4 separate regions of the Homo sapiens genome follow, and all the other regions are linked to region 1. A link is a contact called in ENCODE Hi-C or POLR2A ChIA-PET data. All regions are on one chromosome and are shown on one strand. The core of a region is the stretch at or near the end of the contact, and the rest is flanking DNA. Distances in the headings are between cores, read along the strand shown.

What was found. A loop is a pair of places that touch in the nucleus more often than their neighbours do. ChIA-PET counts read pairs that join two places held with the same protein, here RNA polymerase II (POLR2A). Pooled maps may share reads with other maps.
Region 2: a loop to region 1 is called in a map of B cell, with 6 times the contacts of the local background. The contact joins two enhancer-like sites. A Hi-C loop is called at or near these places in 39 of 168 maps with a recorded cell type or tissue (B cell, CD14-positive monocyte, CD4-positive, alpha-beta T cell and 24 more), 24 of 37 single-sample maps with no recorded cell type and 40 of 50 pooled maps. POLR2A ChIA-PET finds 5 or more read pairs at or near these places in 1 of 52 experiments (CD4-positive, alpha-beta memory T cell).
Region 3: a map of OCI-LY7 shows a loop between it and region 1 (11-fold over the local background). The contact joins the promoter of MIER3 here to the enhancer-like site in region 1. A Hi-C loop is called at or near these places in 2 of 168 maps with a recorded cell type or tissue (OCI-LY7 and heart left ventricle), 3 of 37 single-sample maps with no recorded cell type and 8 of 50 pooled maps. POLR2A ChIA-PET finds 5 or more read pairs at or near these places in 1 of 52 experiments (SK-N-SH).
Region 4: a loop to region 1 is called in a map of CD4-positive, alpha-beta memory T cell, with 6 times the contacts of the local background. The contact joins two enhancer-like sites. A Hi-C loop is called at or near these places in 16 of 168 maps with a recorded cell type or tissue (CD4-positive, alpha-beta T cell, CD4-positive, alpha-beta memory T cell, DLD1 and 12 more) and 11 of 50 pooled maps. POLR2A ChIA-PET finds 5 or more read pairs at or near these places in 7 of 52 experiments (CD4-positive, alpha-beta T cell, CD4-positive, alpha-beta memory T cell, HEK293 and 4 more).

Annotation. Positions count from the first base shown.
Region 1 is chr5:56,268,652-56,272,421 of GRCh38, reverse strand. No RefSeq gene overlaps it. Among named protein-coding and RNA genes, the nearest start is that of ANKRD55, 37 kb to the right of the region's middle. Within about 2 kb of position 1,726, at least 5 of the 41 ENCODE cell types and tissues checked have a DNase peak (open chromatin) inside an H3K27ac peak, as active enhancers do; they include B cell, where a contact is called at or near this core.
Region 2 is chr5:57,217,303-57,221,072 of GRCh38, reverse strand. All of the region lies in intron 3 of GPBP1 (GC-rich promoter binding protein 1), which reads right to left. Among named protein-coding and RNA genes, the nearest start is that of GPBP1, 45 kb to the right of the region's middle. Within about 2 kb of position 1,437, at least 5 of the 41 ENCODE cell types and tissues checked have a DNase peak (open chromatin) inside an H3K27ac peak, as active enhancers do; they include B cell, where a contact is called at or near this core.
Region 3 is chr5:56,950,487-56,954,256 of GRCh38, reverse strand. MIER3 (MIER family member 3) reads left to right here and starts at 2,134. Exons shown (of 13, transcript NM_001297599.2): 1 at 2,134-2,163; 2 at 3,605-3,629. The coding sequence starts at 2,155. RefSeq lists silencers at 1,853-2,272, 2,303-2,412, 2,473-2,642 and an enhancer at 3,213-3,302.
Region 4 is chr5:56,850,756-56,854,525 of GRCh38, reverse strand. All of the region lies in intron 1 of MAP3K1 (mitogen-activated protein kinase kinase kinase 1), which reads right to left. Among named protein-coding and RNA genes, the nearest start is that of MAP3K1, 37 kb to the right of the region's middle. RefSeq lists a silencer at 3,306-3,485. Within about 2 kb of position 2,146, at least 4 of the 41 ENCODE cell types and tissues checked have a DNase peak (open chromatin) inside an H3K27ac peak, as active enhancers do.

The sequences.
Region 1 (3,770 bases), core at 477-2,976:
TCCTCAGCCCTCCTGCCCACTGCTTTTACTCCATCTCCCAAGCCCAGAGAGCTAGCACCCCCATTTAGCCATCTTCCTTGCATGGCCAGAAACCCCATGGGGCCGATAATCTATCTGAAAACATTTCATTAATGATAAAAATATATATTGTGATCTAATGACTTAAACCTATTTCCTTTGCAGAAAGTGTTGCAAATGTTATAATACAGCAAACTCCTTGAATGTGTGTGTCTTCCAGTAATTTTGATAGACTGGCCAGGGTGAAAGTTAATCCATGAATGTGATAGAGTGTTTTCTCTGAGAAAAGCTAACTTTATGCCTTTAAATCCATGAGTTGTACATGAACATGACATGAGCAAACATGTATTGTTCAATGGTTCCTGGTGGCCACTGTTTTTATTCTGGATTTTTGCTTCATAAAAACGATAAATCTGATGTTACAAGCTTTCTAAGAAAGCTCACATTTTTCCTAAGGCTCAAAATTGAAAGGAAAAAGATGTTGCATGGCTTCATGAGCCACTTAGTACTGCAATTCAACTGTTAAAAATTACAAACAAAAATTTTATTTAATTTCTTGCTTGCCCTTAATAGGAAAGGCATCTTTAAAGGATTGTTGACTATAGTTTCTGGAATGGTTCATACTGGAAGATCCTCTCAGCTAATCAAACACTGCTCCTTTTTCTTTTCACTAGATGCATTGTGGCCTGAACATGAACATACATGAGGCTAAGTAATTTTTTTTTTTTTTTTTGAGACAGGGTCTTGCTCTGTCACTCAGGCTGGAGTGCAGTGGCACAATCATGGCTCACTGCAACCTCAAGGGCTCAAGTGATCTTCCTGCCTCAGCCTCCCTAGTAGCCGGTGTGTGCCACCACACCCAGCCAATTTTTTTGTAGAGATGGGGTCCCACTATGTTGCCCAGACTGGTCTCAAACTCCTGGGCTCAAGTGATCCTCCCACCTCACTCTCCCAAACTGTTGGGATTATAGGCATGAGCCACCAGGCCTGACCAGCAATTTATACCTTCTCTGACTCTTAAACCTGCCCTGGGGCCATTGGTGTACTCATTGTATTTAACAACCAGCTTTCTGGGGTGCTGCAGGGAGAGGGGTAGTCCTGATTTGCAGTAAATGGCCATTTTTGTAGCATAAATACTCCCACCATGGCCAACATCAAGCTACCAACATGACATCACTTAACTAGGGGCAGGGAAGAGATTACACAACTGGCTCTCATGAGCTTGTGTGAGCCACCTCCAGCCCGGATGCCCGTGTGTACCTATAAACCAACCAGAACCACCCACCCACTTAAGCATTGTCTCCAAACTGCCAGTGACTTAAAAAAAGTTCTGTACCCTAGAGAGATAAGGGTTCAGGAAACAGGCTATAGTCCTTGATTTTGGGTGTTCACATGCTTAACTCAGAGAGATGACTGTCCTGTATCCATGATCAACAGAGAGGTTTTTGCTGGGAACAAGAGAAACGGGAAGAGAATAAGTGAAAGAAAAAATAAAATCAGCAAACTGTCTTGAAGTCAAAAGTGCGCTTGTGGTAAAGCATATGAGATCAACCACCTCCTATGTTTTCACAGTTCTGCTCTGCCTGGAGGGAAGTACCAGCTCCAAAGGAGGTCCAGCTGGTCTCCTGTGCGCAGGATTTGCAGGCTGAGGGTTAAAGGCGCTCTAAGCCATGGAGCACCTCTGACCCCCACTGGCTGCTGTCATGCATTGCACCTCAGGGATGGCCAAGGCCCCTCAGTACATTGCCCTTTCCTAAACACAAGTGACCAGTTTCTCCTTTGCTGTATTGTCAGGACTTTCCACCAAGTGCCATCTATTTCTCATCCATCTCCTTTGAAATATTTTCACTCTTTATCTACTTCTCTGGGCTGGTAGATATTTCTAAGTCATTGTATAGTGCATGGATTTTATTTTCATTTTCGTTTGATCAGAAAATGAGTCGAGAAGATATGACATTGTTGCATATGTGGTTGATTTTCATTTCTCTTTTTCTCATCCTTTTGGTGACAAACACCAGGAGCTGCTTCTTTTTGTATAAGAAGTCCTTCAGCACCTATACTGGTCATCATCTGAAGCGCATACTCTCTTGCGGTCCCTTTGATAGAGCAAGAGCACCACCCACAGCAACAAAACATGCCCTGAGTCTCTGGAGGGAGCCTGGACAGTTAATGAAACCCAGGGCCAATGGACCACAAAGCCCAGTCCGTAATCAGAGTGCTGCATCAATTGCGCACACTCAAGTGTCTGATTCCATCGGTTCAGTTTGGTATCTGTATGGCGTCTGTCTATTTGTATGATACCTTGGTAATCTGACTCATGAATTAGACCAGACCAAAGCAACCTGGGGGAAAGGCGGAGTATTTGTGGGTAAGGAACATGCCTTCCAGCCTTGTTCTAAAAACCAAACATTAGTTGTACATTCCAGTTATTCCTCAAAGGAATTATTTTTTTCCAGTACCCTGTATTAAATTAATTTTGATTTTGCACCTAGTCTCACTGCTTTAGATCATAACCTGAGTGTGACTTCCCTTTGCTGAGCAGGAAAAGTCTTGCCTCTCTACATCTCTATGTATCACTTTCAAATACAAAATTCTGGGTTTCTTATTCTAAAGAACTGCTTTCTGCTCTTGTTTCTCATGGCCAGCAGAGGGACTCCAGAGAAACCCTCAGACAGAGCGTGGGATTAGGCCACTTTGTGGTGGTGAAAGTTCCCCCAGCTCTCTAGAGAAGTGACATTTAACCCTAGGGTTTCCCAGCACACATACAAAAGGTTTGAGAAATAGAGCCAGGTCTCTCAGGACCACAGGTAACAATAATCTTTACCTGAGGCTGAGAAGAGCTTTGTAATCACATCCACCCCTGGCAGAGAGAAAGAAAGCAGGTTAGCACTTAAAAAAAAAAAAAAAAAAAAAGAATTGTGAAAACTGAAGGAGAAAACAACCAGAACCGTGGACGCGAGCCATTATTCCTCGTTGACGTCACAGCCCTCCAGAGCTGCAGAGAGGGGATATTTGGGAGACTAGGGACCAACTCAATTTTATTATGTTTTGTTGGCTGATAAACTTCACAAATGTCCTAGTCATCACTGAAATTATTTAGTCACTTGTCACACTTTTCTCCTTTATTTCCCAATGTTATAGACAATGAGCAAATTGTATAGGAAATAAACTGTTTGTTTTGCAACAGATGCTGGAGAGCATGTGGAGAAATAGGAATGCTTTTACACTGTTGGTGGGAGTGTAATTTAGTTCAACCACTGTGGAAGACAGTGTGGTGATTCCTCAAGGATCTAGAACCAGAAATACCATTTGACCCAGTAATCCCGTTACTGGGTATATACCCAAAGGATTATAAATCATTCTACTATGAAGACACATGCATGCGTATGTTTATTGCAGCCCTACTCACAATAGCAAAGTCTTGGAACCAACCCAAATGCCCATCAATGATAGACTGGATAAAGAATGGATAGAATGGACATAGACACCATGGAATACTATGCAGCCATAAAAAAGGATGAGTTCATGTCCTTTGCAGGGACATGGATGAAGCTGGAAACCATCATTCTCAGGAAACTAACACAGGAACAGAAAACCAAACACTTTCATGTTCTCACTCATAAGTGGGAGTTGAACAATGAGAACACATGGACACAGGGAGGGGAACATAACATACTGGAGCCTGTTGCGGGGGGTGGGGGACTAGGGGAGGGATAGCATTAGGACAAATACCTAATGTAGATGACAGGCTG
Region 2 (3,770 bases), core at 188-2,687, 950 kb before region 1:
CCCTTAATTCAAATCTTCATGTCATCTTTTCAAACAAAAAATAAATACTGCCGTTTAAGTAGAGAATGCAATACTAATTAATGTCTGTTCCAATTACTCAGAACAATATTAAAAAGAGAAACGATGTGGGTAAACAAAAGTCTATGGCAGAAAACAAGAGGTTAATTACAAATAGAATTCATAAATGATGATTCTGAGAAAGAATAAGACAGAAAAGGTACAATAAAAGTATCACTAGAAAGTATTGTGTTTGTCAAAACCACTTTGGGCAAAGAAACAAATCTCAAATACTGCTAGTTAAGAGTTCAAATTGGGCGGGGTGCAGTGGCTCGTGCCTGTAATCCTAGCACTATGAGAGGCCGAGTCAGGTTGATCACCTGAGGTCAGGAGTTCAAGACCAGCCTGGACAATATGATGAAACCCCATCTCTACTAAAAATACAAAAATCAGCTGGGTGTGATAGCAGGAACCTGTAATCCCAACTACTCAGGAGGCTGAGGCAGGAGAATCGTTTGAACCTGGGGGGCAGAGGTTACAGTGAGCAGAGATCACACCACTGCATTCCAGCTTGGGCGACAGAGCGAGACTCCATCTCAAAAAAAAAAAAAAAAAGTTTAAATTGTCAACTATTTTCTAAAGCTAATTTTTAATTAGAAGAATTCAGAATTTAGAACTGGTGTTCCAAATTCTAAGAGTAAAATCATCATCATTATGAGGGCCTATATAAATTAATCAAGAGTCAGGTCCAAAAAGCATTGAGAATTTCAACGCACGTTAACAATTATCAGCCAGGCTCAATGGCTCACATCTGTAATCACACTTTGGGAGGCCAAGGCAGAAGCATCTCCTGAGCTCAGTAGTTCAAGACCAGCCTGGGCAAGATAGTGAGACCCTGTCTCTATTTTTTTTTTAATTTTTTAAATTACCAATCTTAACTTCAAGTTAACATTTAAATGAAGACAAGTATTTACAAGCTTTTTTTAATGTTTTGTGTATCTTTCCAGATTTTTTTTTTTTTTTTGAGACAGGGTCTCACTCTTGTTGCCCAGGCTGAAGTGCAATGACACGATCTCAGCTCACTACAACCTCTGCCTCCCAGGTTCAAGCGATTCTCCTGCTCAGCCTCCCGAGTAGCTAGGATTACAGGCACGCGCCACCAAGCCCAGCTAGTTTTGTACTTTTAGTAGAGACAGGGTTTTTCCACGTTGGTCCAGCTGGTCTCGAACTCCCAACCTCAGGTGATCCCCCTGCTTCGGCCTCCCAAAGTGCTGGGATTACAGGCATGAGCCACCGCACCCGGCCCAGATGCTAATTTTTATTACTGTGCTTTATGTTAGCTATGAAATCACTTAAAAATTACAAGAAGTCTTACATTTATTTCAGAGAAAATGACAAAAGAGGAAAGCAGGAAACCCATATGCATCCAGGCAGGACTGGGGAAAATGCTGACTTAAAAGACAAACAAGAGCAGCTCGGTACAGGGGAATTCCAGGGACCCACACACGAATGAGAAGGTGGCAAAAGTCAATAACAAGAATTGATTTCAGTGGCTTAATCAACAGAGGTCTCCATTCCCCAACAATTTCAAGTACCTTTTTTTTTAAATTTTAATTATTTGTTTTTTGTGTGTGTGGTTTTGTTGTTTTTTTTTTTGTTTGTTTGTTTTTGGTTTTTTTTTTTTTTTTTTTTTTTTTTTTGAGACAGAGTCTCGCTCTGTCACCCAGGCTGGAGTTCAGTGGCGGGATCTGGGCTCACTGCAACCTCTGCCTCCCGGGTTCAAGCAATTCTCCTGCCTCAGCCTCCCGAGTAGCTGGGACCACAGGCATGTGCCACCATACCCGGCTAATTTTTGTATTTTTAGTAGAAACGGGGTTTCACCATGTTGGCCAGGCTGGTCTTGAACTCCTGACCTCAGGTGATCCACCAGCCTTGGCCTCCTAAAGTGCTGGGATTACAGACGTGAGTCACCACGCCCGGCCTCAAATCCCTTTTTTACAGTCTATGAATTTTTACTCATTTTACAGAATTCCAAAATGAGTCCTATGGAAAGATCACAGAATAGGAGATACATCCTGGATTCTAATCTAGGCTCACACTAATCAGCTATGTGAAAACAATTCAGTTAACCTTCCAAAATCTGTATAAGGTTTAGATGATCACTAAGATCCATCTTCAAACCCTAAAATTATATTCTATAGGAGAATTTTATAACTTAAGTGTATCTTTTTCAACACATATGGCCAAAATTTATTAGGACCTGGTAAGTCCTTATGGGAGAACAAAATGCCAAATTATAAAATTGATTCTGGCTCGAGCGTGGTGGCTCACGCCTGTTATCCCAGCACACTGGGAGGTAGAGGCAGGCGGATCACTTGAGGTGAAATCAAGTTATCAAGTCCCTGTGATAACTCAAGTTTATGTTAATAGTCACTTAGACTGGGGCCCCCAACAGTCTCAGCACAGGGCCAGTAACAGGAAAAATCAAGTGATTAGAGGGTATGAACTTTCAGCCCCACCACCCATAGACCAATTGCTGAACACATGAAAGTGCTGGGAGGGTAGTACACCCAGACAGGGCATGGAAGCTCCACACACCACACCACCTCCCCTCACCTAATACCTCACCATTATCAATCTATTCACCTGTATCCTTTATAATAAAATCAGCAAATGTGTTTCCCTGAATTCTTTGAGCCATCCCAACAAATTGTTCAGACCCAATGGGGGTGGTTGCAGAAATCCTGGTTTGTAACCAGTGAGGAGTACTGGTGACTGGGACTGGCTATTGGCATCTGAAGTGAAAGCAGTCTTGTGGGACTGAACATTTAACCTGTGGGATCTGACCCTATCCCAAGCAGACAGTGTCAGAACTGAAATGAATTATAGGATACCCAGGTAGTGTCTGCTGGAGAACTGCTTTGAGGGGGAGAATCCAAATTATGTGGTTATAGAAGTGTTCTGTGTTGAGAGTAGAGAGGAAAAAAAGTGGGGTTTTTTTGTTTTTTTTTCTTTTACACAGGTCTTATAGTCTAGAAAAGTCAAAACACCTATAGGAATTACTTTAAATCAAAATGAACACAGCTTGCCTGAACCAAAAGTATAAATTACTATAAAAAATTTCATAAGTGAAAAGAAATTAACTAGTATTTATGAGAAAGATATTTTTAAATAAACTCTTAATCTGTGTGAAAATTTTCATTTATTTAATTTACTTTTGTAGAGAGGCAGGGTTTCACCATGTTGCCCAGGCTGTTCTCAAACTCCTGGCCTCAAGAGATTCTCCAGCCTCAGCCTCCCATAGTACTGGGATTATAGGTGTGAGCCACCATATCTGACCCAAGAGAGTCAATATGCTTTTTCTGAAAATGGTCATATTCTTAATCATACTGGCTCTTTGCATTCGCATTGTCTCATTATTTAGAGGCAAATATCTAGACAGTTACAGGTAGATCTTTGACCACTTGTAGTTGTGTTTTTTTGTGTTTTTTGTTTGTTTGTTTTGAGACAGTATTTCACTCTTCTTGCCCAGGCTGGAGTGCAATGGCACAATCTCGGCTCACCACAACCTCCACCCTCCCGGTTAAAGCGATTCTCCAGCCTCAGCCTCCCAAGTAGCTGGGATTAAGGTATGCACCACCACACCGGGATAATTTTGTATTTTTAGTAGAGACGGGGTTTCTCCATGTTGGTCAGGCTGGTCTCAAACTCCTGACCTCAGGTGATCCGCCCGCCTCGGCCTCCCAAAGTGCTGGGATTATAGGCGTGAGCCA
Region 3 (3,770 bases), core at 885-3,384, 680 kb before region 1:
ACAGAAACATTACTAGATTCATGAAAGTGAATAAATCTGTGTATATTTCAGTTATGGCAAAACATATAATCTAAGACTACATTTATAGTTTGGATTAGCCAAGTTTGCTGGGAAGAAAATGTTTTTCCCAGTGTAATGTATGAGGCAGGTTGTTGGAGACACTTTCTTCACGTGGCTCAGACTGCGGTCCAGCTGCTCAGGGCACTGTTTCATGGTTCTGTCCACAGCGCGTGCTCACTGCGTCATTTCTAAAGTTATTCACTTGTACTTAATTTCAAGCCATTTTTTTTTACTTTGAAAACTCTGAACGCCTCATTGAGGACAGTACATACAATGTGTGCCAAGGTCTGGTTTCAAAGTTTAGCTGTTTTTGAGTTATTTGACTGGACAAAAGGTCGAAAGATATCTTTCACAGCAGGGAAAGTGTAATTTTCCATGTCTTTATGATGTTTAGAAATAGTTGGAGTGATTTTTCCCTAAAATTTCCATAAGTAAATAACTTTTACCCGTGGCATAAGCTTGATTTTGAGATGCCTTGGCAAAAAATTTGAAAATAACCCTCTCCCTACCTCCAGTCTCCAGCCTCATCCTCAGTATGCACTCCAGCAATAAGGGAATTGGAGGGACCCCAGGTTAAAATCAAGACCTTTCATGTTTGGATTAAAAGTATGACGTATGGAAAGTTTTAGCTTCTAAAAACTTGTCTTTATCATTTAATATTACGTATGTTTTAGAAAAAAGCTGGGAGAAGAGCTCTGGTGTCTGAGATCACTCTCTCCAAATTCCTGTAGGGTCCTGCTATAATTCCTGATGGTATTTGCATCTCACTTATTCATGTACCTTACAGCCGACTTTCTTTTCCACAGATAGAATTGGCCTCCCACTTTAGGACAATGTGTCCTCCAAATTTGCTAGGGCAACTCCATACCTTACTTTAACTTCTTGCAGGACCTAACTCTCCAATCAGTCGTTAGTGTATATTTTTGTGTACTTGGCTCAAAGTCTTTCAGTGTGGATGTGGACCTTCCGGAGAGTAATCTCCTCCAATGAAGAGCAAATGGTCATAAGGAACATGTACGAGCAGGTATTCCTGTTAAGCCTTATGCTCCGTCTTTCACCCATCCACTTGCACAGGGGACTAGTTTCCTTTTATGATCCTACCCAAACGTTTGGCCTTTTTGGAGAAGTGAGGGAAGTGAGGGGTAGAATTTTTGAGACTCAGTTCAGGGCCTTTGATATGCTGTTCCTGTCCTTCAACAGATGTATCAAGTATCTCTGGGTCATCCCCTAAGACACGTTGGTGATGAACAATTCCTAGAACTGGTCTAATTTTTTTTTTTTTTTTTTTGGATAACAGCACAGTTTATATTTTTTGGGCATCTTCTTGAACTGTACAAGTATATTCAGCATCATTTCTCTGCCCTGTCGATCTTTTGTCTTTTCTTCTGTGCTGTCAATAACCTGTTTGGCAAATGTCTACTTCCATTGTCCACTCCGTGAGCAGTGTACACCGGTCTCCATCTCCCATTCCTGCAGGTCCCTTCGTGGAAACGGCAAAGTGCCTGACTGTAGTCCTCTCATTCTGGACTGACTCTGCCATCCACCAGCCTCTTCTCCCATTTCCCAGGGCTTCCTCCCACATCTGTCTATTTCATAGATCGCCTCCTCCTCTTAGGGAAGTTGAGTCTGTCGAGTTCCCCTGCACATCGCCTGCCAGTCCAAGTCTCCTGCCCGCCTCCCGCACGCCCTCCCGCGCCGCGGTGTCTGTGGGTCGGTTCCCAGACGCGCCCGCCGGCTCTTGGGCCTCCACTGGCTGGACGTGGGTCTGTCCCGCGCCCGCGCGTCCGTCCGTCCCCCACTTGCCTCCAATTCGGCAGGAACTTTACACCAGCCAGGAGGAGAAGGACGGTGCGCGCGGGTGCGGGTCTGGCCGGCTGGGGCCGGCGCGGGGGCGGCGAGGGGCGCCGGGCGGCGTCGGCTTGCGAGCGGGCCGGGGGCGTCGCGGGCCGCCCTGCCCTATAAGGGGCCGTGCCGCCTCCGCCGCCGGGCGGGTGCCGGGCGGACCGCGGCGGTGGCGGCGGCGGCTGCGATTGGCTCAGGCGCCCCATCCGGGGACTGGGCTCGGCGCTGCTCGTTCGCCCTAAAGGTACCAATATGGCGGAGGTGAGCAGGGAAACCGGGCAGGAGCAGCCGGGCTGGAGCGGGCGCCCGGCGGCTCCCCGCGACCCCCGAGCCAGCCTGGGGGATCCGGGGCTCTTTCCGCTGCCCCATGAGGGGCGGCGTGGCGACGCGGGGGTCGCGGGGCGGCGACTGGCCGTGGCGGGGCTGGCCGGGGGGCGGGAGCGGGCGCGGGAGCGGTCTCCCTCCGGGACTAGGCCGCGGCGGCTCCGGCCCCGGTCGGGCCGGGCGACCGAGCCGGACGGAGGTGGCGGCCGGCTGCAGTGAGCCCTGCCCCAGGGACGAGGCAGTGCCGTGTCCCCGGTCGCTGACGCGGGCCGCCGGCGCCTCCGCGCCTCTTCCCCGGGCCCGGGTGGGTGGAAACCGGCGGAGCCCCCCCTCCGCGGCCGGATCGCAAAGAGGGGAGCGGGCTGCGCCACTGCCCTGCGGGAGTCGTGCGCTGTGCCCCCGGCCCACCGGGCCCGGGCTGCGGCGCGAAGGAGCCGCACGCTTCACTTTGCTGGGGGCGCGGAGAAGAGCGGGATGCGGGGCCACCGGGCTTCTCAGAAGAGCGGGACTCCCCACCCCGCAGCCCGGGAGGTGCGGGAGCCCCTGGGGTTAAAGGGCAGACCGAGACCCTCGACGCCCTCTCCAGGAGAGCGGCTTGATAGCTCCAGTTTTCTCTGGGCTGGAGGAAGGAAGGCTGGGCGAGCGAAGCTGCCCCGGCCATGTCCCCCGGGACTGGTGAGCTGGGGGGAGGGGGCGGTGTGGCAGGAGCCCCTGGGCTGGAGCTCGCTGGGGCGGGGGGCGCGCTGACGGTCCAGGGAGGGACTGAACACTCTGGAAGGAGCCAGCATCCCTGGAACTGAGAGGAGCTGCATCTCTGGACTCGAGAGAGAGGATGGGGGGCTCGCGCTTTGGTTTGGGGGCGAGTGTCCGATTCGAGCTGGCCTACGCTGCAGGGGAAGAGATCGGCTTCGGAGTTGGGGCTCCCGGGCCCCAGGGGCGAACTAGGTGCTCAGAACGCGAGTTCGTTCCAGAAAAGGGTGTTACGTTTCGAGTTGTTTGGGGCTTCGGAGAGCCGGGTGGGATTTGGAGGACTCCGGAGATGCCAGGGATGGGGGACTGATGGTGCCAGCCGACTGCTCTGGGTTTTGCTTCTCTGCTTGGAAACTTGCTGAGCTCCAAGAAGCGACTTGGAGTTGCCTCTCAGACTCCGGGCTTCGTCCCGGGTCTGTGAGTTTGTACACTTGGGACTCGGGGAGGAAGGCGAGGCAGCCAAGAGGGGGCCCGAAAGGGGCCGGGAGCGATTCGAGTGAAGCTACGTCTTGCACTTTTGGCAGCTGCGGAGGAGCGCTCGACTCCGCCTCCTCTGCGCCCTGTTGCCGGCGCTGCCTCTTTCCCTGGCTGTGCGATCTAACCTCACGTTTTCTTCTCTCTCTCCTAGGCTTCTTTTGGAAGTTCGAGCCCAGGTTTGTCCTATTTTCTTACGTCTTCGGTGGTTCCCAGTGGGTAATGTGGGCTCAAAGGTCTGTTGCTAAAGGATTCCCAATAGAAATGTATCCTGCAGGTTTTTCTTCATTGATTTTTAAGAGTTTCAGTGTGCATTTAGT
Region 4 (3,770 bases), core at 897-3,396, 580 kb before region 1:
GAGATTCTTTTTTAAATTTCGTTTTACCTTATTTATGTTTAAGGACTATGAGATTATTTTTTTCTTTTTTCTTTCTTTTTTTTTTTTTTTTTTGAGATGGAGTTTAGCTCTTGTTGCCCAGACTGGAGTGCAATGGTGCAATAGGCTCACTGGCAACCTCCGCCTCCCAGGTTCAAGTGATTCTCCTGCCTCAGCCTTCCAAGTAGCTAGTATTACAGGCATGTGCCACCACGCCTGGCTAATTTTGTGTTTTTAGTAGAGATGAGGTTTCACCATGTTGGTCAGGCTGGTCTCGAACTCCTGACCTCAGGTGATCCACCCACCTCGGCCTCCCAAAGTGCTGGGATTACACCACATTTGGCCTAAATTATTTCTTTAGAATAAACACCTAGAAATGGAAATGCTGGGTTAAAAATGTACACAAATGAAGACTTTTGATAATATTGTCAAATAATCTTCTAAAAAATATGTCTTCCATTCACACGCCCATCCAGGTCAAGCTGCTCTTAAACCTGCTCTGAACTAGCAACAGGCTCCTAACGAGGCTTCTTTAACTTTGAATCTTACCCAGATTTCACAGTGCAGCCAGGGTTACTTCCTCCATTAAAATGCTCTAGTGGTTCCCCCCGGGCTTAGACTAAAATCCAAAATGTTTAGCCCAACCTAAGTGGCCCTGCACCTCGTGGTCTCACCTCAATTCCTGTCATCAGACCTGCAACCCCCCTTCTTCACTGCCTCAATAACCCCAAGATCTTTCCTACTCAGGGCTTCTGGACAGGCTGCTTCCTTCTCTGTCTACTTTTTACCTAATTTCTACCCACTCTCTAGATTTTCCTCAACTCCTCAGAGACTTTCCCAATTTCAATTAAGAACTCCCAGTTCCATTCTTTCACAGCACTTGTATTTTTCCTTTAACATGGTTAATGCAGTTTGCAAACTGTTCCTCTCTTATGAACTGTAAGCTCCATGAGTGAGGGGACCACGTGTTATCGCCATCTATACACCTAACATCTAAGCATGTCTGGCTCATAATAAGTATGAACATATATTAAGTGAATGATCACTTATTAACTCTGGCAGTCCTACAGCCTTCCCAGTTTTAAATTTTAATGACTATTCTTATTAACTTTTTTTATAATTCTGTATTTAATTAAGACTAAATTTGCAATTTAGATGTTGTTCAGAACAATTTTCACTGTTCCTAAATTAATCTGCAAATATAAACCAAAGTGTTTTTCCTAGTCTCTTTGTAATAATTACATGTCATTAATTTTAAAATGTGTATTTTTTCACATTTTAATATCTGAAATATGAATGCCTCTTGCAATCAAAAGTTATTATAATTTAACTGGCAGGTGTTATTTCCTTCATAGTATATAAAATAATGGTACAACTTACAACCACTGGGATCTTTGAATCAATGAAATATATAGTAAATCCTATTGTATTTGCCACGAATAAATCACATCTACTCTGTTTAATTTCTCTCTGAAACAGAACCAAACTGTGAAAAATTTTTTTACATACTTGTATTGTTTTTGTTATAATCCTAACATATAATCTTCCATAAGCCAGGCATATATAGGGTTTTCATTTTTACTAGATGAGTGTGTGTGTGTATGTATGTATGTATATAGCAGTGATTTATCATCCAATTAAGATATCACAGCCATAGCAGGAAAAAAATCTTTTTTTAACCAAAGCTAATCTAAACAGATAGCTGTGAAGTCACTGGGAGATGAGAGCCATCTCCAACTCATGTTGGTTAAACGTGAATGTTTCGGGGAGTTATTTTTGCCAAACATTACCCAGAAACATACCTATTTTAAATAATAGTGTATACACTTTTGACCTTAAAAAAATAACAGATTTCAGCTAAACAATGTGTTTTGAGAAACTACCTTGAAGACTTAAAAATAAATAAAATTGTGGTCAGAAAAATAAGAGAAACTTAAGCACTATTACAGATCAAGCTTTATCTTCATTTCCTGTTTATTTAGGAAACATGAGGTTTCTTGGTTTTGGTTTCTAGACATTCCTAAGAATGAATTTGTGACCTGACACAGAACTTCAAGAACGCTTACTCCCTGAGGTTAGGTTTCTAGTGCTAGACTCTTCCTAGACCTACAAAACTCACCTGTTAAAAACCAAGATGCTTCAAGGGTCCCTTCTCAGGGAAACTGTAGTCAGTCCTCCCCTTATAATGTGGTGTCAGCCACTGTTGATTGTGCTAACTCTCTTGTAGGTCTCTCCTCTACTCTTCTATGAGGTCTTTTTCTCCTGGTTCTATGTCTAATCATCTTCATCAGTACCATAAATTAGACCTTCTTCCTGGAGCCCCTTAAATACCAACTATGGCCCTCTTCTCATAGCACAAAAAAACTTCATAAATATACCATGATATTTTACTCCCGTCTCTGCAGATGACTTTTTTTTTTTTTTCCCTGCCAGGAATACCCTTTGCCATCTCAATATGGCTTCAATGAAGAATTTCCTACCACCATTCTACGGCAGTTAGCTGCTCTCCCGCTGCATGGTAAATATTAACTACAATATATCATAAAATTAAGTATATGTTTAAGTATCTGCTTCCCTCTCCACATTGTGAGCTCTTCCAGGACAAGTTCCCTCTTATTCATTGTTCTATCACACTGCCCAGTGACCTGACATACTGCCCCTTTCTGGGAAGCGAAGGGTCTGCCCAGTCCTAAGGGTGGTGGCTAATGCTTAAGGTGCTTTATACATCTGAATCCATCCCAGCTTCCACAGCTGCCTGGTCCAGGAATGTTCCTTGGTCCAATGACCTTCTGTACTGAACGGTATTGTACGCCTGAGTCAGCTCTCTCCCTGAGAGTTTGAAAGTAAAACACACAAATAGTGTTACTGCAGGAAGAGTGGCACTTAACACGGAAACAGAGCAAGGTAATAAGTAGAAACACTGAGACAGAAATAAGGGAGAAGAGAGAGAAATTAGAAGAAAGACAGGGATGCAGAAGCAACAAAAGTCAACCTAACAAGTTGTACACGGGTCCCCTGATAAGCTGTTAGATGATGACAGCCACTTTTATACCACCCCTGGATAATGAATGACTAGTTCTCCACGGGCCAAGTGTACATGCTGCAATGGAGGAAACTTCTTGGTGGATTCTTTAATTTGGAATGAAATAAATTTTAACCCATCTCTGTTCCCTGCAACCTCAAATAGTCTGACTAAAACACTAGTTCTGCACAATGCCTGGCACACAGGGGACATTTCATAAACACTCAAAAATAGAATCCTGGCCGGGCACGGTGGCTCATGCCTGTAATCCCAGCACTTTGAGAGGCCGAGGCAGGCAGATCAACTGAGGTTGGGAGTTCGAGACCAGCCTGACCAACATGGAGAAACCCCATCTCTACTAAAAATACAAAATTAGCCGGGCATAGTGGCGCATGCCTGTAATCCCAGCTAGTAGGGAAGTTGAGGCAGGAGAATCACTTGAACCCAGGAGGCTGAGGTTGCGGTGAGCTGAGATTGCGCCATTGCACTCCAGCCTGGGCAACAAGAGCAAAACTCCATGTCCAAAAAAATAAACAAACAAAAAGAATCCTACCAGTCTACTGTAATTTTTAAGTTATTTATTAAATGGCTCATCCTTAGGAAGGAAATATTATGTTTGTCAACAACCAGCGATATGGAGAAATAACTGCCAGAGTGTCATCACAGAAAAATTATATTACATGCCAGACAATGGATTAGGTGCTTTACATGTATGAATTTACTGCACCCT